3 separate regions of the Homo sapiens genome follow, and all the other regions are linked to region 1. Evidence: chromatin loops called from intact Hi-C (ENCODE). Cell type or tissue: sigmoid colon. All regions are shown on one strand. Each heading gives the region's core, and the rest is flanking DNA. Links, peaks and the distances in the headings are about the cores only. Region 1 has its middle 95 kb from the start of RAD51B-AS1. Region 2 overlaps LOC124903334 (a long non-coding RNA gene). Region 3 overlaps RAD51B (RAD51 paralog B).

Region 1 (10,667 bases), core at 1,116-9,115:
GCTGGGCGTTACACTCAAATTACACTCAACACTCTTAGCCCAATCCAGGACTTGCCACAAGCTCTTGATGCCTCTCTACATAGAAGTCTGCTTCACCCATAGGATGCGGCGGTCAGGAAGGTCAGTCTCAGAATATACTCAAGTGGGCAAATGGGGCCTTCCCATTTTCTGGCAGGACACAGCCCAGAGAGGTGCATTCCCACCTCTGTGTACTCTATTATTTAAGTTATTTGCATTTTAATAACCAGCAGGCAAAAAAGGCAGTGGTCACCTAGATTTTCTCAGACCAGCCTTGATTCCCTGCTGTCTCCCCATGGGGAATTTCAGGAACTCCCTTTTCTTCAGAGGGAATAAGCCCAATTCCTGCTTCACCATGGCAGGGAGGCCGGCTCCTTTTGCTGCCAATCCCCATTATCCCTCGCATTTCCATTGTGGAAGTGCAGAGAGGTTCTTAGCGAGTCTCCCCTCGGACTTTCCCAGGGGCTCCTGACGAGGAGCCCCAGGCGGGAGGCTGATGGGCTAAACAAGCAACCAAGGAATAGCCAAACAGGCTCCAAGTCAGAGCCTATCTTTAACAAAGGTGGGATAAAGGGAGCAACAAACTAGAAGGCAGAAGGGTAGGGAGGGGCTGGGGACAGGATGACCTGTCCCAGGTAAGGCCCCTAAATGCTAAGTAAATTCCCCAAGTCAAAATCAGCTGGAACAGGGCAGAGCAAACATTTTTTTCCTCCCCACCCCGACCCCGGGTGTCCTGCTCACTGCAAGGAAGAAAAACAGAATAATGAGCCACGTTGGAGAGTGTCACTCCAGCAGCTCCGGAAAGACGTGGGCAGACGCCTGGCTGGGCGGCTGACTTTCTCTGTTTCTGGTAGAGATTTTATAAATATTCGGGGAGTTTGATCTGAGGCTGTTGGTGGGGAGGCAAGGAGAGCTGCAGAGGGGGGAGACAACTCAGCCCACGGGGGTTCTTGGACCTCTCTAAAGCCTGCTTTTCATTAGCGTCGCCAAGGCAACGGCTCATCTGCTGCAGATCTCATCAAGGCCCTGCAAAGCATCCACGGCACGTTACGCTTTGCGTTTCACAGTGAATCGGCTGCAATCAGTCTTCCTGCAGCCCTCCCTTACCCCCATCACCTCCTAGCCTATGGAAGAGAAGATCATTAAAGGCGGGTGAAAAACTGCAATCAGAACTCTCCGAGGCTGGCACGGAGAGGCAGAGCTGCGATAGTCCTGTTCCGAGGACAGTAGATTCGCCCTGAGGACTATTCAAAGCTGGGCAGTGATGAGCCTCAAGTAACCCGATGGACCTGTAGCAACTCCCCAGCTCAGTCTTCTTCCATGGTGCACACTCAGCCTTGATTCTTGTCTCCTCCCTGCCTGACCTAACCTTTCCCCTCCACACACCTTTATTTTTTACCAAGGCGAACATTTGCGGTGCGCCCAAGAACCTCACCGGCCCTTGTGCCGATCGGTTCCAGATGCCCATGGAAATGCAAGCTCATGTGTTTCTCTGGTTTTAACAAAGGTGTCCAATGAGTTCTAAGGGTGATGTCAGGGGAGGTGGGGGCAGACCAGGGAGTAAAGGGAGACCCATGTTGGCAAAGCAGTGTGAGAGCAGGTGAGTGGGCCCAAAGAGTAGGGCCAGGTGTCATGCTCAGCACAGCCAGGTAGGGAATGTGCACAGAACACATTAATTCGGCTTCACAGACACTCCCATTCTCAGCATGTACCCCATGGAAATCCAGTCACCCCCTTTAAAAGTTGGCTCCTTCCATGGCCGGGTGCGGTGTTTCACCCCTGTAATCCCAGCACTTTGGGAGGCTGAGGTGGGTGGATCACCTGAGGTCAGGAGTTTGAGACCAGCCTGGCTAACATGGTGAAACCCCATCTCCACTAAAAATACAAAAATTAGCTGGGTGTGGTGGCGTGTGCCTGTAATCCCAGCTACTTGGGAGGCTGAGGCAGGAGAATCACTTGAACCTAGGAGGCAGAGGTTGCAGTGAGTCGAGATCACGCCATTGCAGTGAGCCGAGATCGCGCCATTGTACTCCAGCCAACAAGAGCAAAACTCTGTCTCAAAAAAAAAAAAAATTGGCTCCTTCCAGCTTTGAGATCCTGAGGCCAGCAGCCAGGGATCCTGCTCTCTGCTATATGTCAGTGTTCCAGCACAGTGCCTGCGCATAAGAGGCCCTCAGCAGTGTCTTCAAAGAAGGAACCCCTCTGTCCACACAAAAGAGGGGGAGAGTGGTCAGGGCACTGCAGAGGTTGGGGTTGGGTTTTCTGGTTGTCTTTCTAGCTTGTCTTTGTGCTGGAAAGCAAACCTGAGCTCCAGCCTCTCCCAGCCCCTCCTTTCTGTGGAATGCAGATCACCCCAGCTCTCCTGAAAGATTGGTACTCAGAGCCTTTGAGCAAGCCCTGGGAAAATGCAGAATCTCAGGCTGTAATTACGAGCTGGAGAAGATCCCTCCCCCAGCTATAAATGGAGCAGAACCAGGAACCCAAGACAGCTGGGCTCACACAAAGGCAGCCCCTTGCTTTCTTGCTTGCTCCTACTTTTCCCACTGAGCTTGGCCCTGGAGAAGCAAACCCCTAATTCCTCTGCTGGTCTGAGCAGGAAATTCCCGTCAGCTTGTGGGAGAGGCCATCTGAGAGAGATTTCAGCACATCCATCCCCCCCGAGATCCAGAACCGTATCAAGTCCTACCCCAGTCCCGCAGAGCAGCTTCTTCCTCCACAGCTTCTGAGCTGCACCGAAGCAGGCCTCCGCCAGCCTTTGCTACCCAAGGCTGATGTTGGGTTTTTAACACTCAGCCAAGTCATAGGGAAGAGTAAGATTTACAATAATTGGGTACATAGCATAGCTGACTGGGCTGCACAGTGTGGCTTTTGGTCAGTTCTGGCATTCTGGTGGGAAAGCTGCACTGAAGAGGCAGAGAAATGCCAGCCCAGATGGCAGACATGGTGCATTTAAAAAGGCAGTGTGGTATAGATCCTCGCTCCTATAAACGCGGGCCTGGAACCTGCAGCAGGAGCATCACCTGGGAGCTTGTTACAGAAGCAGAATCTCAGGCCCTACTGAATCAGAGAATGGGTTTTAACAAGCTGGCCAGCGGACACAGGCACATTCAAGCTTGAGGCAGAGTGGAGCACAGGAAAGAACATATGGGTGCGTTCATCCCAGCCTTGTGGATTCCTAATGCCAGCTTTGTCACTCAGTAGTATGTGACTTTAAGTTAAGCTCCCTCTCTGAGCTTCAGTTTCCTCCCCTTTACAGCAGAGATGATGTAACCTATTATAAAGGGCTGATGTGAGGCTCGACCTGGTACCAGCAGGCTCCTACCCTAGTCAATGTTAGCAGCACAGAGATGATTGCTCAGGGAACATCAAAATCCTTTATTTCCCCAAGGCAACTACCTAGGAGATGCAGCTTCAGTCCGTCCTCTTGCTATTTCACTTTTTTATTTTCTGGGGAGACTTGTAGTCCCCTGACCATGAATTTCAGAGCCAACAGTGGTAAGCTTTTCATTCTAGCTACCCCCGTGTGAAATTAAGATCCAGAGTGCCCCCAGAGGGACCAAGCTTTCTCATGTAGAATAGATCGCTATGGGTGAAGGAACTGAATGAATGCGGTCTGGCAGGGTCAGTTCTGGGGACAGGGGCATTCCAGGAAGAGGAGATACAACATGTAACTTTCATAATGGATAAATGGCTCCTTGGCGGTTCCCCACAAGTGAGTAGTATCGAGTCTGGATTTCATTTCTTTCACCGTCTGTGAGTTTCCTTGAGAGAGAGTAGGATTCTCTTGTCATGGGGATTGGAGTTTTAACCCACTTTTCTTTGTTTGGTGTTGGTGTGTTCTGTCATTACAGTCCCCTACTGCTTTCCCAAGCTAATGTAATGGAACACAGGGATGGACAAGCCACGAGGGTCTGCAGGGACCTCAATGTCTCCATAAATGCTGGGCTGATTTTGCAAAGCTGCTTTCCCAACGGGGCTTGGCTAAAGCTGCTTTTCAAATTAGTTTTGTAGAGGAAAGGAGGGCAGGTCAGCTCCCAGGTACCAGTTGGGTGACCTGGGGCGAGTCCCTTAACCTCTCTAAGCCTCAGTTTCCTCCTAGGATGATAATGCTAATACGAGAATCTCCTTGAAGACAGCCATGCATGTCTCCACCCATTCTGGGGATAACAGAATTACTGGCGGATTAAGTAACGTGATACTTACAAGGAACATGGTACAGAGAGTGGAATATGGTCAATAAATGGTAGCTGCCATTTTTGTAGTCATTAGAAGAGGCGAGCCTTGAACGACTAGCCTCTGTTGAAAATTACAAACAAGAGAGTGGCCTACATTTGCAAACAGTGAGCATAGCCACCCATTCCTGTTAGGGTCAGCAACTGACCCTCCCTTCCCCCGCCTTCACTTTTTTTTCTTTAGCTGCAGGAGTTGAGACATGTGGCTCACCAGGCTACCTCAGTGAGTTAAAGCTTTAAATAAATACACACTCAAAACGGCTATCACATCACTGCCCCCATGACTGCCACAAGCCCCTCCCGACCTGGGAACGTCTCTTCCTCCCTCTCCCTTTCTCTGCTGCTAGAGGCCAGGCCTTGGCTGAGCCCTGGAGAGGGTATCTCCTTTGCACGTATGCTGGTCCCAGGGGCCCTGCACAGGGCAGATGAGGGTAGTCCTGATCCTGTACAGACTCTCCTCTTCCTGGGTTTGTTAGAAGCCTGGCCAGGCCCCTAGTCTTATGACTTCAACAGATGTTTCTGCTTAAGGAGCCCTGGCATCTTTATGGCCTGTTTTTTCCATTCTTGCCTCTCTTCCTCTGTCCCAGCAGCCCTGAATGCAATTTGGACTTTATTTTCTTTCTAATGGTTACAGGGATAGAAAGGGCTTTTTCCCCCCCATTTTCAGTTTTTGGCTTTTTCATTAGCTCATCAAGCTGGGTATGTCTGTGTTAGCTCACACAGACATATTCACACACGAACACACACATTCCATATGCATTCAGATCTGTACCCATGGTGTGTATTTCTTAATGTTGCACTGACATTTATTGCCACTTCAGACCCAGCCCATTTCAAAGCCTTCCTCCCTGCCTCCACCCCACACTTCACATTCATCCTCTGCCTAGCCTCACACAGGTCACCCTGAGCAGCCGACTGGGGTGTCACCCAGATGCTGATTCCAAAAACTAGTGCTGGCCTCGGCCTCCAGCAAGATGTGTAGAGCCTCAGTAACTCACCAGTCTGCCTCTGTGCTTCCAAGGAGTCTTGGGCTGACTGATGGAGTGAGAGCTGAGACTGCATTTGCCATGCATCTCTTCAAGCTCTGCCTGGCCAGCCAGTCTACCCAGGCTCAGGGGGCCAAGTTGACAGCTGTTAAAAAAAAGAACCAGTTTTCCATGAGCAGGCTTGAAACCAGTCTGGCCACCCCTTGGATCTACACCTGTAACTGCCCCCAGCTTGCCAGCATGGCAGGGTGTTCCCAGTCACCTCCCCCGCAGCGTTGGGGGTTGCCTGTCCCATCAGTCTGGTTCCCAGAGCAAAGGAAACCTGGCGATGTCAGGTCTTCAGCTTTTAGTCTATCTATGGCAAAGGTGCCTGGGGCTGGGACCTCTTTATTACCTCCTAAGCCTGAGGACTGGAACTGAACTTCTCACTGCAGGTATAAATAAATCTACCTGGAATCTTAAATGTTGATACCACCTGGCTGCCTTACCTGAAGTTAGACCCATTACCCACAAGAGGCCATCTAACCTCAAATTCTCTGTGTCTCTGCAGCCCTTCTTCCTAGGAGGGCAATGATGCCGAATCACCTGTTATGGCATTTTCATAATTCAGCTAACCATTCACTACTCTATCTGCCCATGATCCACCCAATGCTGACCATGGGTGGCGGGGCAGAGTGGCCTCTCTAGAATGTCTCCTCTTTAACACCCTCACCATGGAGGGGCCTTTATAGATGGCCCCATGAAGTTCTCACTAGGCGACTGCTCCTACCTGAGATGGGCCAGGCAGCCATGGACCCCTCCCCTCCCCTCCGGTTCCTGCCCTGCCCAACCTCATTCTGATGGTTTGGCCTTGTGCATCTCACTAGTGACTCTTTTCTTCCCTCCTTCCTATTTAAACAAATTAAAACTCCAGTTTTTCTTCATTTATGTTTTGGTGGCTGAGGTGGAGCATCTTTTCCCCAGTGGGTTAAGAGAGGCTGGTTGGAGAAGACAGCAACAGGAGAGTGAGTTGGGTCCCCAGTGGCATAGTGACATACACAGGGACAGTGGGAAATGGAAGCTGGAAGAAGTCCCAGAAGTAGGAGCAAGAAGAGTGACTGTCCTCCATGCTGGGTTCTGCCAGGGACTCTGGATGCGCTGAACAACAGCCATCCTAGAGATTTGAGGACACCTCTTCTGTTTGCTTTACTCATCACAGATTCATGAATAAAGACAAACAGGGGAGCCACCTCATTGGCTTTTCCATCTCTAAATAAATCCCTTCTGAATACACACCCCCAATGTGGATGCTATGGATGCTTCTCAAGAAACAACCATATGATGCTATGATAATCGATATCCTTCCAATGACTCAAATCAAATCAACTTGAGGAGCCTGATGGGTCTGATGCTCTTCTTCCCTGGGCCTCTGCACCTTTCCAGAGCCAGGCCCCCTGTGTGTGTGTGGCCGGTGGCGTGGGGGAGTTGCTTCTTTTCATTTTTGTGAGTGAAAATGAAAGGGTTCCCCACAACCAGCTGCAACAAGGATCTCTCACCCTGTTGCTAAGGAGTGGTGGGGTCCTGCTACCATGTGGTGCTCTGGCAGGCCTGGGGAGATCTTTAGGGATCTGGAGCAGCCACTGGATGTGCAGTCCTGAGCCCCTGGGATGTGGAAGTGATTGGCCGGCCACCTGGATGGGCCTCACAGTCCTACTGTCACTCCTCTTCTCTCCTTTCACTTCTGGATCCTGCTAGAGAAATGGAGCCCGGGGAAACTGTCTCACCACCTAGGACTGTGTGGAGCTGGGCACACACTCAGGAGGCAGGTGACTTCCAGGTAGTCAAAGAGAAGCTCACACTCCCTGTCCTCTGATAGTCCTACTCCCTGAAGGATCTGGTCAAGCCATTCCTTCCAGATGGCCGTGATACTGTGTCCCCTCAGTATTAGGAGGGGGGGAATTGATGCTTTCCATGAATGAAAGCTCCTAAACCCCCTCCCCCGCAGCTAGGGCTGATGGGGAATGGCTAAACCCCAGATGTCTTCATTGCACCATAAATGTGAGCAGGGAGGTACAAAGGGGTAGGCAATGATGTGTGTGTGTGTGTGTGTGTGTGTGTGTGTGTATGTGTGTGTATCAAAGAGAGGAGTCTGTCACAGGAAAAATACTGAGTGGCCCCAAATGTTGTAAGCGTATGCACCCCAGTTTTACAATAATAACAATCATAATACTAATAATTTTGCTATCATTTGTTGAGATCTTTTTCTGGGCCAGGTACGGTACTTTGCACATATTATCTCATAATTCTCAAAATCTCTGTGAGGTACAAGTATCACTATGCAACTTTTCAAATGAGAAAGCGAGCATGGAAAAAAAGTTGGTTCAATTGCCAAAGATCATAGATCTGAGAAGTGGCAGGGCCAGGATTAGAATGCTAGAGCTCAAAGTTCTTCTGCCACGTATCATAGAAGCGACCACTACATCGATAATGGTAACTGCCAACCCTCACTGTTCACTGGCCACATGCCAGACACATAGATTCACTTAATTCATTCTTACAAAACTCTGGATGTATTCTTATTGCCTCATTGTATAGATGAGGAAACTGAGGCACAGAGCATTTTGGCATTGATTCCCTTCGGCAAATGTGATTTGAACAGCTCCTATGTGTGTGCAGGGCACCGTGCTCTTGGCTCTGCGTGGGATATGGGACTGAGTGATACGTCATTCTTATGGTCTGAGATCAGGAAGGTCCATGGCCATGGCCATCAGAATGGGCTCAGGGTGGGATTCCAGAACTTGAAATGAGGGACCTTGCATCCTAGGGTATGCTAGAAAGTGGAACATACCAGGTCTCTAGAGAAGGAACCTAGGCACAGAAGCAAGACAGAGTCCTGTTGTCAGACTGAGGCACCAGGTCAGAACTGGGCCAGCAGCAAGGGCTGGCGGAACTGGAACTGATTTATTCCCGCCTGCAGCATGGCCTCGAGGGCAGGGCTCCAGAGCTAGGCTGCTAAGTTCAGATCTTCCATTCTTTAGCTGTGAGACCGTGGGCAAGTTAATGAACCTCTCTGGGTTTCAGTAGCCTCGTCTAGAAAACAGGAATCATAACTGCCCACCTCATGGAATTGTTCTAAGGACTAAATGAGTTAATATGTGAGAGGCTCTTGGAACAGGGCCAGGCCCATGATGGGCTCTCTGGTGGGCTCTCAAGCTCTCGCCAGCCGATGATCATTGGGCCCTTTGATGCTGAGTGGGCAGAAGCTGCAGGTAGGGGACAAGTTGTCCCAGTGGCAAACAGAAGAAAATTGTAGTAGGAACTGATTAGGGCCTGTCTCTGTAGGTGGTTTGATGGGGAGGGAGAGATGAAATCCAATGGGACAAGAGGGAATTCACATCATTAGTATAAAAGGTTGGCAAATGGGCATGGGACCCTTCCTTCTTAGTCTCCAGAGGCCAAGATGCAGGTGCCTGGCACCTGGGCTGGCTGAAAGTGGGGAATGTATCAGGGCTGGCATTTATAGTGATGCCACTATTGTCTAATTATGGGCACAAAGAGAGGCTCCCACTGTCTGTGCAGCCCCTCAAATCACCCAGGGAAGAAATATTGGTCTATTCCCAGCATTCCCTCTGTCAACTCCCCAACCTCAGTCTCTGGCTTGGAAGAAAGACGGCTGGGAAGGGGGATGGAAGGCAGCCATGCTCTGTTGCAGTAAATCTTTCCTAGAAGAGGAGACAGCTGAGCTCATCAGCCAGTGTCGGATCAGCTCAGAAAGAATCCTTTCCAACTCCCAGAAGACCCCTCAGCGGCTTGGGAAAGGAATGGCTCACTGGGGCACTTTGTTTGTGTATGTGGGCCTGTCAGGCTGGGCAGGGGTGTCTGATGACACATTAGGACAGCTGAAAAGAGAGGTGGGACAAAAATGTTTGCCCAAGGGCAGTCTTGTGATTCCCCCACCCCCCGTGCTCCCCACCCCCACACGCCTTTGAGAGCTTGTTCCAGGACTTTTCATATGCATTTGAGACCACAATTTCCTCTCCCAGAAACCCCATTAAGCTATGAGTGAGTGAGGCGGTGGGGGAGAGAGAGAGGAAAAGGAAAAGAGAGACAGAGCAAGAGAGAGAGTTTGTGTGTGCACACACGAATACTTCTTCCCCACCCGCATTCTTTTGCACATGTCTACCGTTATGTACATTCCTATGCCATACCCCTTGAACTCTCCATCAGGTCTTCCTCAACCATCCTCTTCAGGAAGCCTCAGGGCCTCAGAGAAAGGCAAAAGGGCCTAGACTTTGACTTCCTTTTTTTTCTCTCTCTCTTAGAGACAACATTTTGCTCTGTCACCCAAGCTGAACTGAACTGGGCTCCAGAAATCCTCCCACCTCAGCCTCCTGAGCAGCTAGGACTACAGATGTGCCACCATACCCAGCTAATTTTTTAATTTTTTGTAGAGGTGGGGTCTCATTATGTTGCCCAAGCTGATCTCAAACTCCTGGCTTCAAGAGATCCACCCACCTCAGCCTCCCAAAGCGCTAGGATTACAAGTATGAGACTTTGCCATTCCAATGAGAATTTTGTCCTTAGCAATCTCATCCAATGGCCACTGGAGATGTGTGTAGGGCCACAAGAATGAGAAAGGGGGCAATGGAGTGACAGGTGACCTGCTCAGGTGCCCCTCCCCAGACCAAATGTCCCAGGCACACAGCCCATGCCCTCCACCATGGAGTACATTTTCTCCCTGGCTTGCTGCTGAGCTAAAGGACCAGGGACGTGGAAACAGGAGGTGAACTAAGGCACCCCGCCACCCACTGTGGCAGCTTGAATTTCTTGAGGCTGAGACAAACTAGGATCCAGTAGCCTAGATTTTGCCCCAGTTTCTCCACTGAGTATTTACTCAGTGCTCCTGAGCCGATGCCTTCCCCTCTGCCTAGATGAACCACAGCATTTTGGTAAATGCCTCAGCATGTTAGGAGCGCTGGAACGTTTATTCTCTTCCCTCCCAATTATCCACTCTAATGGAGCAGAACACTTACATGGAAAATCCTAAACATGGAAGATGATTTAAAAATGATTCACCCTGGAATACATGCTTCCAGTTGCTTCTACAGGTTTACCTTGCTAAAGGCATTTCGCTTCCTTTGCTGTTACAATAAGCTTGCCTGCCTTGAAGAAAAGAAGACCAGGGCCAAAGGGAAATCAGTCAAGGGAGCCTGTTTTGTCTGAAATAATGCATCCATGAACAAATGAATTGAGTATAACTGTCTTTTTACATCAGTGTTTCTGTGGAATTAAGAGAACATCCAAGGCCACTCCTAGCTTGAGTAGATTAAATTTGTCCTTGTGTTTGGAGCAAGGGTTGTGAAGTCTGTCTGGCCCATCAAATGACCAATGGCTTTTAAGGAAGGACTAAGTGACTTATGACCAGAACAAGGGAGCAGCCTGAGTCAGTCTC
Region 2 (10,667 bases), core at 853-8,852, 62 kb before region 1:
CCAGCACCAAAGAGCCCTGAGAGAACCCACTATGCCTTATTTACATCCCTAACCCAAACTGGATAGAGGAGCTTTCTCTTGGCCCTGGCATAAGTGCCCGGCTTTCCATCTGCCTATCATTTACCCCCTCAACAGTGGGCTTTGATGTCTACCCTCCACTACAAGAAAAAGCATTTGTAGGAATGCCTCTTGGTGTATGTGGGGGACTGCCCCTTAGTATAGGGAAAGTTGTCCTCCATACACAAAGGTTTTGTATCCTGCAAGTGCTGTATTTTCTATCTGTGTTTGGTTGAAAAAACAAAAACCTACATATAAGTAGACCCAGGCAGTTCAAGTCCATGTTGTTCAAGGGTCAAATGTATTCCTATAAAGCAAAACAAAGAAGCATATTGCTTAGGAATGTGTCTGTCGTGCTCAAAATGGAGTGAATATCAATGGTCTGGTGGCATCAAAATGGCCAGTTCTGTGACAGTAAAAGAGGTTTGTGTCTTATTTAATCTTTTGATAATAATAACAGCTATGGTGTATCACAGCTTTACCAAGTACCAGACACTGTTCTAAGGGCTTTGCATGGTTCACTCACTCCTTACGTCATCCCTCGGTGGCAGGTGCTGTAATTATCCTTATATTGCAGACAAGGACATTGAGACAGAGGTCAAGCCACCTTCCCAAGGGCACACATGGCATCTGCACTGCTCCTGACCGACCGACAGAGAGAGCTGCTGTCACGATCCTCAAATGAGCTATGCATGTCAAAAGTTTAAAAATAAAAAAGATAAAAACATGCACAAAATTTAAAAAGTAAACCATTTCAGGCTGGACAGACTGAAACTGAGAGATGGCCAGAGAAGAGTATGAAAGATAAATCTATGGACAGAGTAAACCCTGACTGGCTTGAAATTAGGGCCCTTACTCCTCCACACTCCTGACGGGTTGGTTCAAGACCAAGAAATAGAAGCACATTGTGAGTTCTACGCTGCTGCCCTGGGAAACACACAGGCTAAACACACCCACAGGCTCGAGCTGGCTTTGAAGTTGTGCCTAACAGATCCGAGATGCATGATGAAGGAATGTTCTGGATGCGTTCTTCTGAGATTTTAGAACTGAGTTAACTCACGTTCTCCTACAAACTGTCCCTTGTAGTCGCTGTTCAGAAGGATTCCAGGCTGCCTGTGTCAATGATTTGACCCCACAGGATGGTTCTTTTTTAGGTTCTGACAGGGAGCAGAAATGAGTTTTTTGACTCAAGAAGATGGACGTAGCTGTAGTTCTTTAAAAACCATTTATGTGATTTCCAGTGTTTTCTCTGAGGCAGGTCTCCAACGATTTCTCTCCAGCATGTGGCAGAGACCACCAGCTGCTTAGCAGGCCCTCAACTGGGCCAAGAATGTTCGTGATAGGGGTTTCCACCCTTTCCATCTGTGGCCTGTGATAGGCAGAGTAATGGCCTCCCAAAGACGTCCAAGTCCTGATCCTTTGAACCTGTGCATATGTTACATGGTGAGGGAGAATTAAGGAAGCAAAAAAGGTGCTAATCAGTTGGCTTTGGGATAGAAAGCTTGTCCTTGGCCAAGCATAATCACAAGGGTCCCAGTATGTGGAAGAGAGAGGCAGAAAACTCAATGTCAGTAAAGCGATGTAAGAAAGACTCAATGGGCCATTATCAGCTTTGGAGATGGAAGGGGCCATAAGCCGAGGACTGAGGGCCACCTCTAGAAGCTGGAAAAGGCAAGCAAATGGATGTTCCTCTAGAGCCTCTAGAAAGGAACATCGCCTTCCAGATGTCTTAATTTTAGCCCAGTGAGACCCATGTCAGACTTTTGGCCTCCAGAATTATAAGATAAATTTTCCTTGCTTTAAGCCATTCCATTAGTGGTAACTTTTACAACAGCAATAAGAAAGTAATTCAAAGTTATCTGGGTTTTCAACCCTCAGGTCATAGGACCTGGAGGACATTGTCCCATGAGCTGGGAAGTGAAAATCATGGTGGTCACCTTAGCATCCTTCCCACTGACCATCTGGGAATTCTCATGGTTCTCCTGGCTAAGCCCCACCTGCATATGAGCACTTCAGCCATCAGAGTTTCCCTGCAATGGGGTCTCTTCTTGACGAGTGATGTTCCATTTCTTAGCAGTGTTGCCAGGGCCTCTCCTTAGTGTGGTCCAGACATCCTATAGCATTACAACAAGCTGCTTTTCACACCCACACTCGCCCCAAATGCCAAACACTTCCAGCCAGCACAGGGTCTGGGGGATTTTTCTCCCCTTCCAGATAGCCAGCCACAACTTCAATGAGCTCCGGCATATGGAATTAGCATGATAGAACCATGACATGCCAAGTGCCGGGAGCCAACCTGAGCCATTCTTGGGTTTGAGAAGTTATCAACTGGGAAATACTTGTGATTTACAATTTTCTTCTGTCCTCCACCATTCCATCACATGAACATCCAAGTCAAACTCCTGAGCTGGGTTAAGAAATTGGAATTCCTGAGGCTCTGGTTCAGGTTCTTACTACCTCTGTGACATTGGGAAAGTTGGTTACCATCATAGCGCCTCAGTTTTCTTATCTGTAAAATGGGGAAAATACATGAGTTAATATATGTCAAGTGCTTAGTGAACTGTCTGGGTCATGTTCAGTGCTATAAAAATGTTCATTGTTGTTGTTGCTGTTGTTTCTATCGTTGTTATTATTAAATGGGTCCCAAATCTTGAGGCAAGTCATTTGGAAAACCAGCTTGTTCGTGCTTTGCCACATATAGTCATGTGCCACATAACAATGTTTTGGTCAACAACTGACCACATACAGGACTATATAGCCTAGGTGTGTAGTAGACTATACCATCTAGGTTGTGTAAGTATACTGGACGATGTTTCCACAGCAACAAACCCACCTAATGATATATTTCTCAGAACGTGTCGTTAAGCGACATGTGACCGTATTATACGTCCAGCAATTGAGATGAATTACCGTTGCACACAGTGCTGAAGCTCAGGTGTGGACACCCTCTTTTAAAATATTTTTCCCATGAACATGTCCTCCAGGAAGCAGGCTCCAGTGTGTCACAGCCAGATGAGTGATTGTTAGGGAAGACAAAGCCTGTGTTTAGAGTTATGCAAGTATAGTGGGGAGAGGGCATCTTATTGCTGACTCACGCCCACTGGCAACCCAGCCTGATTCATCTAGACTGCTGCAGACCACTCTGCATGGAAGACCTCTGCTCAGAGGATCTCAGCCCACTGCATGGCCCACCAAGAGCCTCTGACATTCAGGCCGCTTGGTTCTTCTGGATTCAGTTCTTAGGTCCCCGAAAGTGGTAAAGGAGAGAGGAGAAAACTAGTTCATTTTCAGCCAGGAGTGGCCCCTGGCACACGGGACACTGCTTGCTTTGGACAGAGGCCACTCACAACAGGCTTCCCCTTCTGGGTGTGGTGGCCAGCCTGCCCTGACAACAGTGCGGCCTGAATCTGTGACTCTTAGCGGCTGCTTGGGACTGCTGCAAGACTCTTTGGTCTGTGACTTGCCCAAGAGAGAAGTTTCTGGGCAGAACGGGGAGCTCAGGAAAGAAGAAAGTTACATCCGCACAAAGTTTCAATTATAAAGCCCAATAATAACGATGACCAAAACAAAACAAAAAACGAAACAAAATGAAAAAGCCTACATGCTCTTTGGTATTGTTGGGACTGAAAACAATGGAACTGAGTTTCTTGACTTTTTCTTAACCTTATCCCCATGAAAGAGGTTTGAATTACAGTATTTTTCAAAGTAAAAGCCATCTGAACAGCTGCCTGAACTAACCTGGGAGCCTAGACAGTTTAGCTTCTTGACCTCTGGGATGTGGGGGAAGGGGACAAAAGGAAAGAGAGAGTAGGGGAGGAGCGAGCTCCTTCTGTTTTCTGGGCTGGCCATTTGAGGCCCATGAACCAACTGAGCTGATGTCAGACTCTGGCACTCCCACTTCCAGGAGTCACAACAAAGTGGCAGGGATCAGGGGCACCCCTGGGTCTCAGAGAAGTAGCACATTGTAGGAGAAAGAGAATATGCTGTGCAGACACACCCAGATTTGTGTTTTGCTGCTCCTTTCACTCCATGTGATTTAGACAAATTACATAACCTCTCTGCAAATAGGAAAACTTCCTTGTGCCTGTTGGTCTTGGAAGGACTGGGACTACATAATGCACCAATAGAATGTCTGGAGCACATCAGATGTACAATATATGAGCAGTAGCTATTTTTATTATTAAACACAACAACCACTTGGGCCAAAGGCCACCTAATTTGTAGAATCATTGAGCCAGAAAGAACTGCAACAAGTCAGCTCATAAAGTATGCATAGAAAGAAGCCTGGAAGGAAGTTTACTAAATATTAACAATGATTATTTCTGAGCAGTGGAATTGTAAGGATATTTGTGTTTTCTTCTTTATACTCTTTCAAATTTTCCAAATTTTCTTTAGTAAATGTGTATTTTTTTATACTGAAAAACTTTAAAACATTATTTTTTTTAAAAGTCTTCCATCTCAGTTTGTGGGCTCCAGTCAGATTGCACTAAGCCATCTAAAACCACAGTCGTCCAACCTGTTGCTAAAGCCATGAGAAAAGGCTGGCACCAACCAGTAAAGAATTCCCTCCAGTCTTCCGTACCATACATCCTGAATGGAGCATAATCCCTGCATGGTTTCTAGCCCATCATAACCTTGCTACACTGTTTCATAGAAAAACTTCAGCCATTGAGAATGATGTCATTCATCATATTTCCTCTTTCTTTGCCTTTTGCTGCCAGGAAGCCTTAAACAAATTTAATACTCAATTACAGTAATAATTAACTCAGATTTTGGGCATAATTATTTTCCCTTCTTCCTCTATGGTTTAATTTTCCCTTTATTATTCAACCAACTTATTGCATATGTGACTTTCATTGTAAACTACCTCAAGTACACTTTAAAAGTTGGACATAAATCATAAAGTATAAATAAATTAAGTTTTATCTGATCTCTTGTAAAAACCCATGATCAGCCTGTTAAAATTCATATTACTAAACATCTTGACCAGTAAATGTCAGGAGGGTGGCATGAAGAGCAAGAAAGAGAAAGCTCTGAGTCAAGGTCCATATTTAGTGGGAAAAAAAATCCTGGCAAATATAGATTTGTTCAGAACTAATTATTTACCTTTTTTTTTTTTTTTTTGAGACGGAGTCTCGCTCTGTCGCCCAGGCCGGACTGCGGACTGCAGAATTATTTACCTTTTAAAATGGGTTACTTAATACTTATTCTAGTATGTCCTGTGAGCATCTGTTGGGTGTCAGGCACAGTTTTAAATGTTATTTCATTAATTTTGTGAGGTAGGTATTATCATTTCTAGCTGAAGAATAAGAAAACTAAGAATCAAACAAGTTAGATAACTTGCTCCCAGTCTCTCAGTTAGTAAGTGATAAGTCTGCAGAAGAAACCCTGGTCCGTCCAACTCCAAGGAATTCACAACCCTATTCTGTTTCATCAAATACAGGTTTTCTTTCTCTAGGTGGGTTATGTTGAAATGGTGAACCAGGCTGAAGCCACAGGTTGACTGAGTTCTAAATCCAGAAGCACAGCTAGAGGCTCCTGTGGAATGAGAGGGACTAAAATTGCTTCAAGTGCAGTGGATTACTGGGGTTAGACTCACTTCTAAAAATGAAACACTGAAGTGGGGCTTTCTTTTTTTCTTTGTTTTTGAGACAGGATCTCACTCTGTCACCCAGGCTGGAGTGCAGTGGCACAATCTTGGCTCACTGCAACTTCCTCCTCCTAGGTTCAGGCAATTCTCCCACATCAGCCTCCCCAGCAGCTGGGACTACAGGCGCGTGCCACCACGCCAGGCTAATTTTTGTATTTTTTGGTACAGACAGGGTTTCGCCATGTTGGCCAGGCTGGTCTTGAACTCTTGACCTCAGGTCATCTGTAAGGTGGAGCTTACTAGGAAAGAACGTTGAAAAACAGCTGCTGATGATATATCTGAGACTATTTCTTATAGGAAACTGTAGGTCTATGGAGGCAGGAGAAATAATCACAGCCCAGCAACCAGAAGCTAGGATGCTTTCACTACTAAGGGAGAGATCACTAACACCATAGCTGGGAAAGATCTTAAATCATCACTTGATTCTGAACCAGAGACCTCTACAAAATCTCTAGGATAGAAGAAAATGAGGAGAAAGAAGAAAGAAGACCTTACTCTCTAAATTAGTATCCAAGCAAAAATATTCAACACTAAGAAAACCAGTCAACAAAATCAACATTTGTTATCTAATCTTGTCCAAAAGAAATTAAAATAATGGAACAATCTGACTAAAACTTTAAACTAAATTTGCCTAAATACTCAAAGAGAAATAACATCTACTTTAAAAAGGATATTGTGAAATAAAGCAGGCAGAAATAAGAATTGGCAAATATGAAAAAGAATGAATTAAAAAGATAAAATACACAGATAGGATAAATTCTAGACATGAAATAGATGAAGATAAAATTAGTGAATAGGAAGATAGTATTTAAGAAGCCACCAAAACGTAGTGCAAGTCAGAGTTAAGGGCATGAAGATATACTGAGAAGCTCCAATTTTTATACATACATATGAGATAGTAAACCTATCTACCTCAAGGATAAAAATGATAGTATTAAAAGTTGTGGCTGGGCACAGTGGCTCACACTTGTAACCTCAGCACTTTGGGAGGCAGAGGCAGGAGGATCTCTTGAGCCCAGGAGTTCAAGACTAGCCTGGGCAATGTGGCGAGACCCCATCTCTACAAAAAATTTAAAAAAAAAATGCCAGTCATAATGGCATGCACCTATAGTCCCAGCTTCTTCGAGGGCTGATATGGGAGGATTGCTGGAGCCCAGAAGGTCAAGGCTACAGTGAGCCATGATTGTGCTACTACACTCCAGCCTGGGCAACAGAGAAAGACCCTGTCTCAAAAAAAAAAAAAAAAAAAAAAAGAGATAAAGAAAGAAAAAAACAAAGTTACCAGGGAGAAAAGAGAGTTATTTATAAAGGAATGATAGCTGCATTGATAATAGACATCTTACTAACAATAGATTCCAGCAGACAGTGGAGTAGTATCTTCAAATATCTGAAAGGGGAAAAAAATCACTTGTAAAGCCAGAGTTTTATACCTAGCTAAACTAGCTTTCAAGAGCCGATTTAAAAGAAAGACAGTTTTAGGATTTTTTTAAAATGAAGTTTATATCAGTCTTGAGTCTTCACTGAAAGAACCATTAAAATATGTATTATATCAAGAAAAACTCAGTTTCAAGGCAGGACATAGAAATCAAGAAACTATAGTGGACACAGAAATAAATAAGTTAAAATAGACTTACTTCAACTGACTATAAAATAACTAAATCTAGAGTTTAAAATAAAAGTTAAATAAAAAAGTAATATGTTGAGATAATATGTTAGTAGAAAGAGTATTTACTGGGTAAAGTGTGCTAAGAGTCTTGCCTTGTTCAGGGAGGAGGATAAGATATTGAAAATTTCAGACTTTGAAACATATATAATTAAATGTGTATGGTAAAACTTTAAGGTAATTATGAATAGAAAAGAACATCAATCTATAGGTTCTAAACCAACAAAGGAGAAAGCAGAATATAGAAAATCTCACCAACCTAAGAGAAGACAGGAAAGACAAAAAAAAAATGAAAGAAGACAGGAAAGAAGAAAAAAACCTAAGAGAAGATAAGAAAGAAAGAAAATAAATAGAAAACTAAATAAAATGGAAGAAGTAAGTCAAATATGATGGTAACTACAATAAATGTAAGCTGATTAAATGTGTCTATTAAAAATTGGAGAATATCAGATTAGAATTTTTAAAGTATTCAGTTATAAGCTATTTTCAAAAGACCCACTTAGGCCAAACCACACAAATAAAGAGATGACAAAAGACATACCACAAAATGCTAACCAAAAGAAAGGTGGGTGGTGTCACAGTAAGGCAAATGGAATCTTGGGAAATATATGTTAATAGGGATAGAGAGATATATAATGATATAAGAAAAGATAATATTCATGAACCTATATGCCCCTAAAAACATAACCTTGAAATTCAAAACATGTAAAGCAAAAACTAAGAAAATGTAAAAATGTAAAATTGTGTTAAATTTAAATTTATTTTTACAGAAATTTATTAAAAACATAAAAGATATAACCACAAACTGATATATCCTTTACTCAAAATCCAACAATAGGCCAGGCATGGTGGCTCACACTTATAATCCTAGCACTTTGGGAGGCCGAGGCAGGAGAATCACTTGAGTTCAGGAGTTTGAGACCAGCCTAGACGAGATAGGAAGACCCTGTCACTACGAAAAATAATTTAGAAATTAGCCAGATGTGGTGACTATTCTGGAGGCTGAGGAGGGAGAATTGCTTGAGCCTGGGAGGTTGAAGCTGCAGTAAGACAAGGTGACATGCCACTGCCCTCCAACCTGGGTGACAGAGAGAGACCCTATCTCAAAAACAAATAAAAACCAAAGTCCAACAATAGAGAATATATGTTCTTTTTTGAAAATATGTTGAACATTTACATAAATTGACATAACAGGCCACACAAAGGAAGGTCTCAACAAATTTGTAAGAATTGTTAACTTATAGAGATATTTTCTGACCACAGTGGAATCTGATTTTTAAAACTCAATAAAAGATGTGTTTAAATCTAGAAGCAAGGAGAACAATAGATTAAGCCTAAAAAAAGCAGAGCAAAATAAAACTATCAGAAATTAATGGAAAAGAAACAACAACAAAAGAATGAACAAATCCAGAAGTTGATTATTCAAAATTACTAGTAAAATAGATAAAACCCTAGCAGGGCTGCTCCAGAAAAAAAGAAAATGCAATAAATAATATTAAGAATTATAAAGAGAACATAATTTATAATGATAGATACAATTGGAATGAAAAAATCATAAAAAATAGAATGAGCAAATCTATGAACAACTTAATACTAGTAGAGGAAGTTAATGATTTTTTTAGAAAAGTAAATTTTGAAAGTTGAATCAAGAATAATTAATTAGAAAATCCAAATCAACCAATAACCCATGTAGGAAATGACTTGCTACCACAAATCAGAGCCTTCTACCCAAAAAACATTGGGCATAGGTGGATTTCTGGGATGTTTGGCCAACCTATCAAGAACAGCTAACCCTTATGTTACACAAACTGTTTGAGAGTGTAGAAGAAAAGGGAAAGTGACTCATCTTATTAGGCACTTGATACCAAACCTAAGAATACAAGAACAGACTAATCCATTATAAACATAGATGAAATTTTTCTAAATAAAATATTAACAATATTAACAGAGATGACATGTCTTAATATAGATGCAGAAAAAAATTATTTTCTAGAATTCAAAGTCCCTTTATTACATAAACTCTTAGCAAAGTAAGAATAGGCAGGAACTTCCTTAACTTGATAAAGAACATATAACCAATACCTTTATAGACAACACACTCAATGATAAAACTTCAGAAGAAAGATGATACCTACTATCACCCTTATTACTCAATATCATTCTGGAAGTCCTACCAGTGCAATGAGAAAAGAAAGAGAAATGAGGTATAAGAATTGAAAAAAAAACAGACAAACCTATCTTTCTTTAAAGATAATATGATTATTTACACAGAAAATCCATTGAATCCACTGTATAGGAAAATTATTATAAATAATAAGAGATTTCATTGAGTTTGCTGAATACAACATCCATATACAAAAGTCAACAGCATTTTCTAGGCACTAGGTAAAACTAATTGGAAGGGAGACAGAGACTGAGATTGTAGCTGGAGGGGAATGTATCAAAGTAGGATTTTTAAAGATGGGAGATTCCTGAGCACTTTGTTTGCTGTTGAGAATAATCCAGTAGAGTGAAAGAAGTTGATTGTGCAGAAAATAGAGGTGGATGACTTAGGAATAAGTCCTGGAGACATCAAGAGAGGATGGGATGCAAAGCACAAGTAGAGGTGTTTGCCTTTAAGAGAAACAGAGCTACTTCTTCCATTGTAATGAGAAGGAAGACAATTCCTATGCCAGTAGTTGTACAGATGTCACAGTGGAGGGATGAGGGAGTTTCTGTCTGATTATTTCTGTTTTCTCAGTAAGACATAAACTGAGATCATCAGTTGAGAGGGGATGATCATTGGAGGTCTGAGGGGAGAAGAGATAAATAGTGACCTCAGAAAAGTTAAAATAAACTTTACTATGGAAAAAAAAATGTAGCCTTTCTGAGCAATGTTGAGTACTCATTTGAGGACTGCAGTCATAGATTTAAAGTGTAATCAGTCAACTCAGTGGAATTACTTTCTCCATTAATCTTAAATTGCTTCAGGACTGTTTCAGCCTAAGCCAGTAGCTGGGTTTAACCAAATTTGAAGATTTTTCTAGGAGAGTTTGGCACGAGGAGAGAGGGGCAAAGGCGTGTAAGGCAGTGTTTATAACAGTGGCCCATGGAATTGATCATGGGTAAAGAGAAAACAAGGACATGCGAGGAGGTGATAAATAGAACAAAACAAAGCAAAACAAAACAAACAATAAAAACAGACAAGCAAGTGAGCTTAACTGAGTGGTCAAAAAATTATTGGAGTAGAAATACTACAGAAGGTTGGCTGGAAGGATGAAAATGGTGGTCGGCGTATAACAATTGAAATCTAGACTT
Region 3 (10,667 bases), core at 1,817-9,816, 440 kb before region 1:
CTCTTAAGAGGACAGTTCTTTGTGTCTTTGTATAAAATTGTTCTTGTTTTCCTTTGACAGCTTCAGGCTTTGCCTTATTAACAGCAGTGCTTATTTTTCAAAACCCTTTGATTGAGACAAAAAAAAAAGCAGGTTCATCTAGCCTAGGCAGAACTGGAAGAAGCCCTGAAAGGGATAAATTACCTAAGGGGTGGCAGTGTGGGGCATGGGAGCACTCCCACTGCCTCACTCTTAGCAGAGTACTTGATTCTTCTCAATCCCATCCCACAATTTCTCCCACCTGAACCAATATTTGCCAGTTTTCTACTCGAGGGTTGCCATGACTCCTGATGAGTTAATATTGGTAAAACACTTTAAGCCTTTGGAAAAAGGTCTCATAAAAGTGTACAATTGGCACTGGCCCTGATAGTAGTCACAGGCTTTTTGAGTGGGCACTAGGCACCCTCAGATAAGGTTAACCAGATCCCTGTTTTTGGCGAGGACAGGCTCTAGAATGAGGTCTGCTGCTGCCATCTTGAGAGAACACATCTGGTTTGAAACGTTGAAAGCCAGGTGACCCTTGAAGCAGCCACACAGTAATGTCTCCTCACTGCTTCTGCTTCCTGCTAATTTGGGGAGCAGCAGGTGCCTCCCTGAGAAACCCTGCCAGAGGGTTGGCATGCCATGCTGATCGTCTCATTAAGCCCTAAACTTTTTCTACAGAAGAAAACTCTCAAAAGGCGATTCCAGAATATGACAGAGAGAGGTCATGACAGATAATCAGATCAGTTTATAAAAAGTTAAGGATGAGTCATGTCACTCCTAAAGGAGTTGGCATCAATTTATTACACAAGACCAAACACTGAAGGAAGAAAAGCCTTTAGTCTCATTAAGGAGCCCAGACAAAAATCCCACTTAATCCATCTTGCTTTTCCTTTTCCTGCAACTCAGCTGGTGTGCAGGTGTAGGGCAGCTTGGCAGAAGATTTGAACGTTTGGAAAAGGGAGTCATTACTGAAAGTCACTGACACACACTTCCCTTGGAATGCTGCTGATGTCATGGAAAACCAGGACCTTAGCAATAACCCCTAACAACCACAGCTACAGTAAACAGTAAATGTTACCTCCACCAAGGCATTGGTTTTTAAAGAGTTTTAACAGGCCAGGGCTTGCCAGCCACAACTCATAAAAATGTTCTTATAATTTTACCCTACTCTCTAAAAGTGCTGGATAACTGCTGAGGTTTCTCTGCCACTTGGGATGCAAAGCCAAATTCACGTCACTTTCAAGGTTCACTAATCAGAATTTACAGCATTTCTTTTGCAGTCCTCTTCATACCCCCTGCCATGCTCACAGAGTTAGGTCTGGTAGATTTCATACTTTTTCAAAGAAGTCTCTTGTCTTACTGAGTTGTCTCAATTTCTGGTGATGGTGTGAATTAATGTGCCAGGTTTTGACTAGTGTTTTATTAGTCTAGAGGTTAGGCAAATCTGGTTAATTGATAGCACTCAATCTATAGGTTATATTCCAATCAATTTGAAACAACCGGGCAAAGTGGCATTCTATAGTTCAAACTCTGAACTGGGTATTGTCAAGGTGACCATATAATTTATCATCAAAACTAGGATATTTTTGAAAGTAAAGGGGCTCTATTAATAATTACTCTGAGATAACAGCAATAAACCGGGACTGTCGAAGCAAGTTGAGCATAGGGTCACCCTTGTTACTGTGCCAAGAGTCACCATCTAGCTGTCATTTATTAAGTCAGACATTGAAGAAACTTGCAGGAATGCAGAACAGTGCCACTCTTCTCATGAACATTTTTTGTTTTAGAAAATCTAGTCATTCTCATAAAAATGTTATTTATGATAAGATGTTATGAGTTTATTAGTGTTAGTTTTAAATGAATTAAATAAATGCTTTAAAATTCATCTATTTTAATTTCTAATATGGTAAATATAATCCTCCCAAGTAAAAGCTCTATAGGTCTTCAATAATTTTTATATTCTTAAAGGGAACCCAAGACTAAAAGTTTTGAGAATTGCTGCTTTTTCTCTGCATGGGAAAGAATATACTACTAAAGCAAAATGATAAATTCCCTGGCAAGAGAGACCAGCTTAATCATGATTGCATCTGCTACAGCACTAGCAAAATGTCCTGCATATAGTTAGTATTCTGTAATACATAAATATGAGTAGACAAATCTCGTGTGACAACGCTGAAAAGTTGCTGTGTTTTCTGACGTTTGGGTATTACATTAACATTATTATTTGGTTTAAGTCTTTGTTTTTTGATATTCAGTATGTTTGGTACTCTTTGTTAATCTTATTTCGACACAACAATGATGATGTCATTTTTCCTTCGAAAGTTTTATGGGATAGATCAAATTTCCTATGAAATGAGTATGTTAGATAAGAAAACATAAAGCATAATAAAAGTAGGACTCCTTTCTTTTAACCTGCCTAACTCATGTTTATCCTTTATCTCAGGTGTCATCTTCTTCATTTGGCCTTCCTAGACCTTCCCAGGCTGGTCTGCAGCCCCTCCCATGTGCTTTCAAAGTACCTTTTATCACAAGACTTATGACTCAGGGTCATTCCATTCATATGTTGGTTTCCCCAGTTAATTTTGAGTGCTTTTATGTCAGAAGCATCCTTTAATTTCCTTATTCCCAGAATTAAATGATGCTTGGTAAAGCTATTAAAGACTATCTGTTACACTGAAATGAATATAAAGAAGGAAAAACTAGTTAATTTAACTTTTACTAGTTAATGAAGTGTTTTTTTTTTAAATGTCATATGACATGATTTCTATAGTACTGGAAGAAAAAATTTTTTAGAGTAAAGGAAACCACAGTTTGAGGAAAGAAGATAGATTGCTTTGTTATGACCTTACATGCAGATTGATTTACATCTACCTACCCCTCCACTCTCAAACTCCTTTTCAGAGTTAGACTCTTTTAAGCCCTTTAAGGGTTACGTATTTCTGAGTATGTGATTTCTGTCAATATCAGAAATTATTTCCATTGGCAAAAAAAGTTATGAAATGATTTCTATAATATAGGTTTACTTTTGTTGCAAGTAACTTTTCATTCTTTATGTTTTTCTTTCTTTCAAATGAAAATATTATCTTCTATATTTAAATTTGTTCCTTGAGTTAGAAATATAATATTTTAAATCCATGCTTAATTTAATTTAGAAGACATCTCCAAGGCCTAAAATTGACTTGCTGTTTTGTAAATCAACATGACAGGATAAACAGAGGCCATAGTTTATTTGGGAAGCAGCATGATCGTCATGATTTAATAATAGTGATAATTATATGTAATAAGTAAAAGTAGGAATCTAAGTTTTATGAAGATGGTTTTTAATGCCATGTGTTTTGCTTGGTTTTAGTTTGGGTCTTTTCTCTGAGTGCTGTTCTGTGCCTCCACATTTGTTTCTCTTTTTGGAGACCACACATTTTGGATAATTACTTACCAAACTTATATGCAAATTATTGATGAGAGTCAGAACACATCACAGTTTTTATCAAGTCTCCACTAAAAAAGGGGTTGGGGGCTTGCAGTGAGCTGAGATGGCACCACTGCACTCCAGCCTGGGCGACAGAGCAAGACTCTGTCTCAAGGAAAAAAAAAAGGCGCGGAGGGCGAGGGGGTGGGGGGGGAGTTATTATGCTGTCTGAGATGGAGTCCTAAAGGAACACTGTGATTTCTGTGGACAGGTGACTGGCTGGATGGGGATGAGAGAGCTGGGTACTTGTCCCAACTTTGCCACTTTCTAAGTTTTGGTGTGTTTTTAGCATGTCACCTTACTTCTCTTAGCTGCTATTAGTGTCCCCATCTGTAAAATCAGTCTGATCAGGCTGGGTTAGATGATCTCCAAGGTCTTTTACAAATCATCTAATTCTATAGCTTGTGTAGTCTTCTGTCAGGATTTCTTGTTCTTGAAGTCCCTAGTTGACAGATAATGGTGTGGAAGGAAATGATACATGGCAGAGTCCTGAATGACCAAAATGGACTTTGTCCACACTTATGTGCTAATCTCCAAAGAAGAAGAAAATACAAATGGGCCAGCGGCCAAACATGAAAATGGTGACAGTGAGCAAAACATTGAAGCAGACAGCTGAAAGCTTCATTTCCTGGCCCGGCTGCCATGAGAAATGCTGTGCTTGCCAAACCCTTCAGGCTGTCAAGGCCAGAACTTTGGCTAGCTCTTATTTTGAGCTCCCCCCATACCACACACACAAACCACACAGGAAAATTGTCTCTCTCCCTTTATATTTGTGCCTTTTGGCTACACTTCTATTTATGCCAAGTCCTTGCCTAATCTCCTTCCTTCCAGCTGTCACTATACTCTGCCTGTTGCTTTCTGGGGGCTTTGAAAAGCAGCTGCAACCTTCAGAGGAAGCGCAGGGTGGTTGGCATTGGTGGAAGGGTATTGTAAGTGTGTGTGGACTCTATCAGAACCAACCGTCACTTTTACCTGGTTTATGGACAGTCCAAACAGTGTTCTCACTCTCTTTCCTTGGCAAATGTTAGAACTGATGGCTTTATTTTTTTCTCCCTCCCTTCATCTTCAGGGATTTTTTTTTTCTCTTCTACATTACTCAGCCTTTTTGTCTGTGAACATCCTGTGGAAGATTTCATTTATCTTAGGTTCTTTGGCCAGGCTGCTCATCATCTTTTTTTTCCACATAAAACATATTTACCTAATGAGAGAACTTAAGATGGATAACCAGAGCCTCTGTACTCTCTCACAAGCCTAGAAATTTGACACTTTCTCAATTCTGACAGTTCATCCCAAACCATTGGCCTCCTAAGGCCCAGAGAGCTCTTGGTCATTTGCTGTCTGTCTAGCCCCAGCTGTTGGAGAACTAGCTTAGGTGTACTTTCACCCCTGGCCTGTGTTGTTTCCCCACAGAGCTTGTCTGCATATGTCTCATATTGGCTCTTAGTGAGGGCGGCTGAGCAAAGAGGCACTTGGTTGTCATCATTTTAGAAAATCAAGGAAGAATCTCAGGAAGCCTGATTGAAGAATCTTGGCTCAATATAGGGGAACACCATGTACTATGAAGGTTTTAAGTTATTGCGCTTGCACAGACTGACTTTGTGGCCTTAATATGGAAAGCAAAACAAGATTAAAATCTCACACAGTCATTGTCTTTTGTAGTAGAGCATTGTCTTTTGTTGATGAGTAGAGCTTTTTGAGATACAATGAGTTGTTCTCTGCTGCTCTTTCTGGAAACTTCGTTAACTATCTTGCCCTATACCTGGCAGTGCCAACCCACATTTCTGTTTATATAAAAGGAACTCCATATCCTCTTCAGAAGCTAGTAAACAAAAAAACCTCAAAGCATATCTGTATTGGGGTTTGTCTATGTTTTCTCATGTCTGTATTTTGTGTTTTATTTAAAATAATTAAAATGTTAATTGATTTTAACTTCAAACAGATGAATTTGTTTGCTAAAATTCTTTTTTTGATGGGATCTTGTTTACCTTTTTGTATACTATATAAAGTCTTTTTTATTCATATTGGGAAGATAACACTACAAAGCCATTTTTTTCCATTTCTGCCTGTATAATTTCCTCAATCTTTGACTTGCTTGGCTATATTGTTTCAAATACCCAGTTAACCTTTTTATTACTCATTTCCTTATTACATGCTTTTGCATTGTCTACAATTCATAGAATCAGTATGGTAAAACATTAGAGCTGGAAAAGCCATTAAATATTAACTATCCAAACTCCCTATTTTATATTAATAGATGAGAAAAAGCCTGCAGAAGGAACATGATTAGACCAAGGTCACACACATGCCACAGCCAGGCTGACAAGTCTTCTGACCCATTGTCTAGTGGTTTTCCATTATAACACCTGTGCTCCATGTGTCAGGAATTTTCCAAAGCACTAGTGAGAACTCCATCAGAGACTGCATCCTACTGGAAAGGGCACAGGCTTTGGAGCTGGATAGATCTGGGTTTGAATATCTTGTTCTGCCACCTACGGGCGGGGTACATTAGGCAAGGAACCAAAGCTTTTGGGGACTTGTTTTTTCCTCTGTTATATGGCAAAAGTAACAAGAATACTTTATGGTTATTGTGGGTATTAAATTATATAACCTACATTAAAGTACCTGTTACACATATTATGTTTAATAAGTTATTATAAAAATCTGCTGTTCACAGAAAAATGTGATATGTGTAAATAATAACTTAAAATAGGTATTTCATTATTGGGTATTCTGAGCCTCTCTTGTTCAGTAGTATTTTCTTGAAGTCAGTATTAATATGTGAATTGAGTGAATTGTCTGGAAATGAATTACTGAAAGTTATTTATATCTTGATTGTGATTCATACATTTCCCTTTTCTTTATGGCTTTCCTCTGTACTTAGCTGCAGTGCATCTGCATCCTATCCAAGAACTTTTGTACAAGTTGAACTCACCCAAAGAAGACATTTGGAGAGTACTTGGGTTTGGCCCCTGCTTTTCATCTGGCTAAACACTATTAGATAAATCTAGAATATATAGTCTATGTAGAATATTATGTTTACATTTTTAGAAACTTTGGATTTTTAGTGTTTTTCTGAAACTTACTGAACTATGTGATGAACAGCTTCAGTGTGAAATTATACGTACTTGGTCTGAGTATAGGTAGAAGTTATGTTCAATATAAAGGGGCCCAGGACTGTTGTTAAAAGGAATAAGGACTACATTATTTAACTAGTAGTGTGGGGAGGTGGAATGAGTTAGGAAACAAAAGCTAAGATGGATTTAGCAAAGGCCAGAGCAAGAAAAGAAAGTTTAGGCTGGGCGTGGTGGCACATGCCTATAATCCTAGCGCTTTGGGAGGCCTTGGTGGGCGGAATGCCTGAGCTCAGGAGTTTGAGACCAGCTTGGGCAACGTGGTGAAACCCCATCTCTACTAAAAATACAAAAAATTAGTGGATATGATGACGTGCACCTGTAGTCCCAGCTACTCAGGAGGCTGAGGCAGGAGAATTGCTCGAACCAAGATGGCGCCACTGCACTCCAGCCTGGGCAACAGACTGAGACTCTGTTTCCCCCCCACGGCCCCCTCCCCCACAAAAAAGTTTAGAATCGTCGCAGGAGGTGACTCAGGGGAATTTCATTTAAGGGCCTCTCAAATTGCTTGGGTGTTGTTGGCTTACTGGAATGCCTTGAGTTTGAATTAGAGGGAAGGACCTTAAGGAACTAGACAGAATTTTGCTTCTCTATTAGAGGACCCTGGCTTAGGTTTTAAACGGAAGTTAAGTGCAATTAGAAAGAGGCACTATGTACCTAACACGTAGTGGATCCTTCATATGAAACCATTAATTGTCAGGGGACTTTGAGGCTCATATAATTTGGCCCATAATTATGGCTACATAAGTAAAAGCTGTGAACACTCTTAGGGTTTTTTTTAAATTGTTTTTTCAGTAAAGGTGAAAGTATAGCAGTGTTGGGAGGGGGTGTTCCTTGTGCCTATTTGTACACAATGTCTTAGATTAGATTAAGAGCCTTAGGCCAATGATTGCTTAAAGATAAAAAGCAGGCATGATTCTGGAGGGATATTGGATAATCAAATATGACCAGGAAATAGAAGGTCCTATTTTGCTGTATTTTGGGTTCATCCAGATGGGATCAGACCAGAGGAATTTGGCAAGCATTGAGACTCGCCACTTAGAACCACACTGAAATAGTTGTGGTGGCAAAAGAATTTCTCCGGGAGTCTTATTCCACTTGAGGCATAACAGCCAGAGATTCCTGGCCTTTGAGGGGAGAGTGCCAAAGTTGATGTATTTTAAAAACATCAACTGAGATCTATAAACCTACGAGAAATAGTTGAATTGGATGACACTGGGACTATGTGTTTCTGTACTTTTCTTACAGAAGACATACTATGAATACATGTGTCCTGGAATCTACTTTTAAAAATTAGTTCTATGCTCATATCCTCACATTGAGATTTAATGTATTTCAGTTTAATAAATGAGAACATATAAAATAATTTACCTGTAAGGACCTGTCTATGGGAACTTCTATATTCTGCTTGAAATTCTGACACATTAACCTGGCCATTTCCAAAAACTTTCTGGCAAGAGCTCTTCATGGACCTAATAATTGCTTTACTGTTTAATCATTCCCTGAGCCTTTTTATACTCTAGTAAACTGCATCTGTCACTAGATTTCATCACCATCTGTATTATTTATCCCTTGTAATCTGATATCTATCTCTATAATGCCCAATTGTATCCCCTTCAAGTGCCCACTTCATTGGCTTATATACATTAGGTTTTCAATAAATATTTTTATATAATGGTAAATGAAGAAGTTGTTCTTTATATTTTAAACAACTCTTACGGAAGGAGATTACAACACAGCTGGAAGGAATTATTGTGAGAGTGAAACATGGAACCAAAAAAGATAAAGCAAGGGAAATTAAAAAAAAAAAAAGAGCTTTATTGAGTTATAACTGACATCCAATAAACAGCACATATTTAGTCCAATTTGATGTTTTAACATATTTACATACCCATTAGATCATCACCACACTCAAGATAATTAACATGTCTTTTATCCTTAAATGTTTCTACATGACCTTTGCAATCCATGTCTCTTACCCTTCCTTACCTTACCCTCATAAGCAAAACACTGATCTGTTTTTGTCACAATAGATTATATTACATTTTCTAGAGTTCCTTATTAATGGATCATACAGTATAAACTCATTTTGGTCTTGCTTTTTTACTCCAATTTATTTTGAGATTCATCCATGTTGTTGCATGTATCAGTACTTCATTACTTTTTCCTGCAAAGTAGTTTTCCACTGTATGTATATACTACATTTGCTTATCCATTCATCTGTTGATGGATATTTTGGGTTCTTTCTAGTTTATGGCTATTACAAATAAATCTACTATGAACATTTGACTACAAATTTTTGAAAAGAGGTATGCTTTCTTTTTTATTGGGCAAATACCTAGGAGTGGAATCACTAGATTATAGGATTGCTGTATGTTCAGCTTTGTAAGAAACTGCCAAACTGTCTGTACCATTTTGCTTTCTCACCAGCAATGAATGAGAGTTCCTGTTGCTTCACATCCTTGCCAGCATTTGGCGATGTCATTGCTTTGGATTTTAGTCATTCTGATACAGATGTTCCCCAACTTACAATGGTTTGACTTACACTTTTTTGATTTTTCAATGGTGTGAAAGCAATATGCATGCAGTAGAAACTATACTTTAAATTTTGAATGTTGATCTTTTCCTGGGCTAGTGATATGTGTTACGATACTCTCTCGTGATACTGTGCAGTAACAGTAAGCCCCAAGTCCCAGTCAGCCATGTGGTCAAAGGGTAAACAATCAGTACTGTGCAGTGTACTCTTCAATAAATTGTATGAGTTATTTGGCACTTTATTATAACATAGGCTTTGCATTAGATGATTTTGTCCAACTGTAGGCTAATGGAAGTGTTCTGAGCATGTTTAAGATAGGCTAAGCCAAGTAAGATATGATGTTCTGTAGGTTAGGTATATTACATTTATTTTTGACTTATGAGTTTTCAATTTACAAAGAACTTATTGAGTCATAACCCCACTGTAAGTTGAGGAGGATCTGCAGGTGTGTAGTGGTATCTGTGTTACTTCTTTGAAGAAGTGTCTGTTCAGATCTTTTACTCATTTTTAAAATCAGATTGTTTGTTTTCTTATTGCTGTTTTAAGAGTCCTGTGGATGCAAGTCCTTTATCAGATAGGTGTTTTGTAAAAATTTTCTCCCAATATTTGGTTTGTCTATTCATTATCTTAACAGTGTCTTTGTCAGAGCAGAAGCTTTTAATTTTAATGAAGCCTAACATCAATTTTTTTTTCATGGATTGTGCTTTAAGTGTTATATTCAAACTCATTGCCAAGCCCAAGATCACCTAGATTTTTTTCTATGTTATCGTCTGGAATTTTTATAGTTTGCATTGTATATTTACTTCTATGATCCACTTTGAGTTAATCTTTCTGAAAGGTGTAAGGTCAGTGTTTAGACTGATGTGAATGACTATTTGGTCCAGCATCGTTTGTTGAAAAGACTATCCTTCTGCATTGAATTGACTTTGCTTCTTTGTCAAGGTTCATTTAACTATATTTATGTGAGTCTGTTTCTGGGCTCTATTTTGTTCTATTTATCTAGTTATCTATATTTTCACCAATATCACATTGTCTTGATTACTGTAGCTTTGTGAATGTATGCATGTATTCATTTAAGAGATGAGGTCCCACTATGTGGCTCAGGATGGAGTGCAGTGGCTATTCATGGGCTTGATCCCACTTCTGATCAGCATGGGAGTTTTGGAGTGCTCCAGTTCCAATCTAGGCCAGTTTATTCCTCTTTAGGCAACCTGGTTGGTTCCCTGCTTTCAGCATATTGATGCTGAACTAAATGTGGACATCCAATTGGCATAGCACACAACAGCCCAGAACTCCTGTACTCAAGCAGTCTTTCTGCTTTAGCCTCCCAATAGCTGGGACTACAAGTGCATGCCACCATGCCTGTCAGATTACTGTAGCTTTATAGTAAGTCTTGAAGTTGAAGACTTTTTTTTTTTTTGAGACAGAGTTTCACTCTTGTTATCCATGCTGGAGTGCAATGGTGCAATCTCAGCTCACTGCAACCTCCACCTCCCAGGTTCAAGCAATT

What was found. A loop is a pair of places that touch in the nucleus more often than their neighbours do. Peaks named below come from ENCODE experiments on the same cell type or tissue, not always from the same donor. Only the 100,000 strongest peaks of a DNase experiment are listed, where the experiment ranks them.
Region 2: it touches region 1 in a loop (6-fold over the local background); 6 of 110 quality-filtered maps call a loop at or near these places.
Region 3: it touches region 1 in a loop (4-fold over the local background); 2 of 110 quality-filtered maps call a loop at or near these places.

What each region holds. Positions count from the first base shown.
Region 1 is chr14:68,584,948-68,595,614 of GRCh38, forward strand. It overlaps a transcript of RAD51B not described here. Among named protein-coding and RNA genes, the nearest start is that of RAD51B-AS1, 95 kb to the right of the region's middle. RefSeq lists an enhancer at 421-922. In sigmoid colon, for the core only: no CTCF peak of the experiment used is centred there; DNase peaks (open chromatin) are centred at 2,134, 4,704, 5,164 and 5,497; H3K27ac peaks cover 5,252 bases.
Region 2 is chr14:68,523,510-68,534,176 of GRCh38, forward strand. It overlaps LOC124903334 (a long non-coding RNA gene), which reads right to left. Exons shown (of 3, transcript XR_007064223.1): 1 at 5,238-10,667; 2 at 1-5,163. It also overlaps a transcript of RAD51B not described here. Among named protein-coding and RNA genes, the nearest start is that of RAD51B-AS1, 160 kb to the right of the region's middle. RefSeq lists enhancers at 2,917-3,438, 3,439-3,959. In sigmoid colon, for the core only: no CTCF peak of the experiment used is centred there; a DNase peak (open chromatin) is centred at 3,442; H3K27ac peaks cover 1,432 bases.
Region 3 is chr14:68,139,385-68,150,051 of GRCh38, forward strand. The region is part of intron 7 of RAD51B (RAD51 paralog B); the gene reads left to right. All of the region lies in intron 2 of LOC105370546 (a long non-coding RNA gene), which reads right to left. It also overlaps the pseudogene RN7SL706P. Among named protein-coding and RNA genes, the nearest start is that of RAD51B, 320 kb to the left of the region's middle. In sigmoid colon, for the core only: no CTCF peak of the experiment used is centred there; DNase peaks (open chromatin) are centred at 4,107 and 4,897; H3K27ac peaks cover 2,533 bases.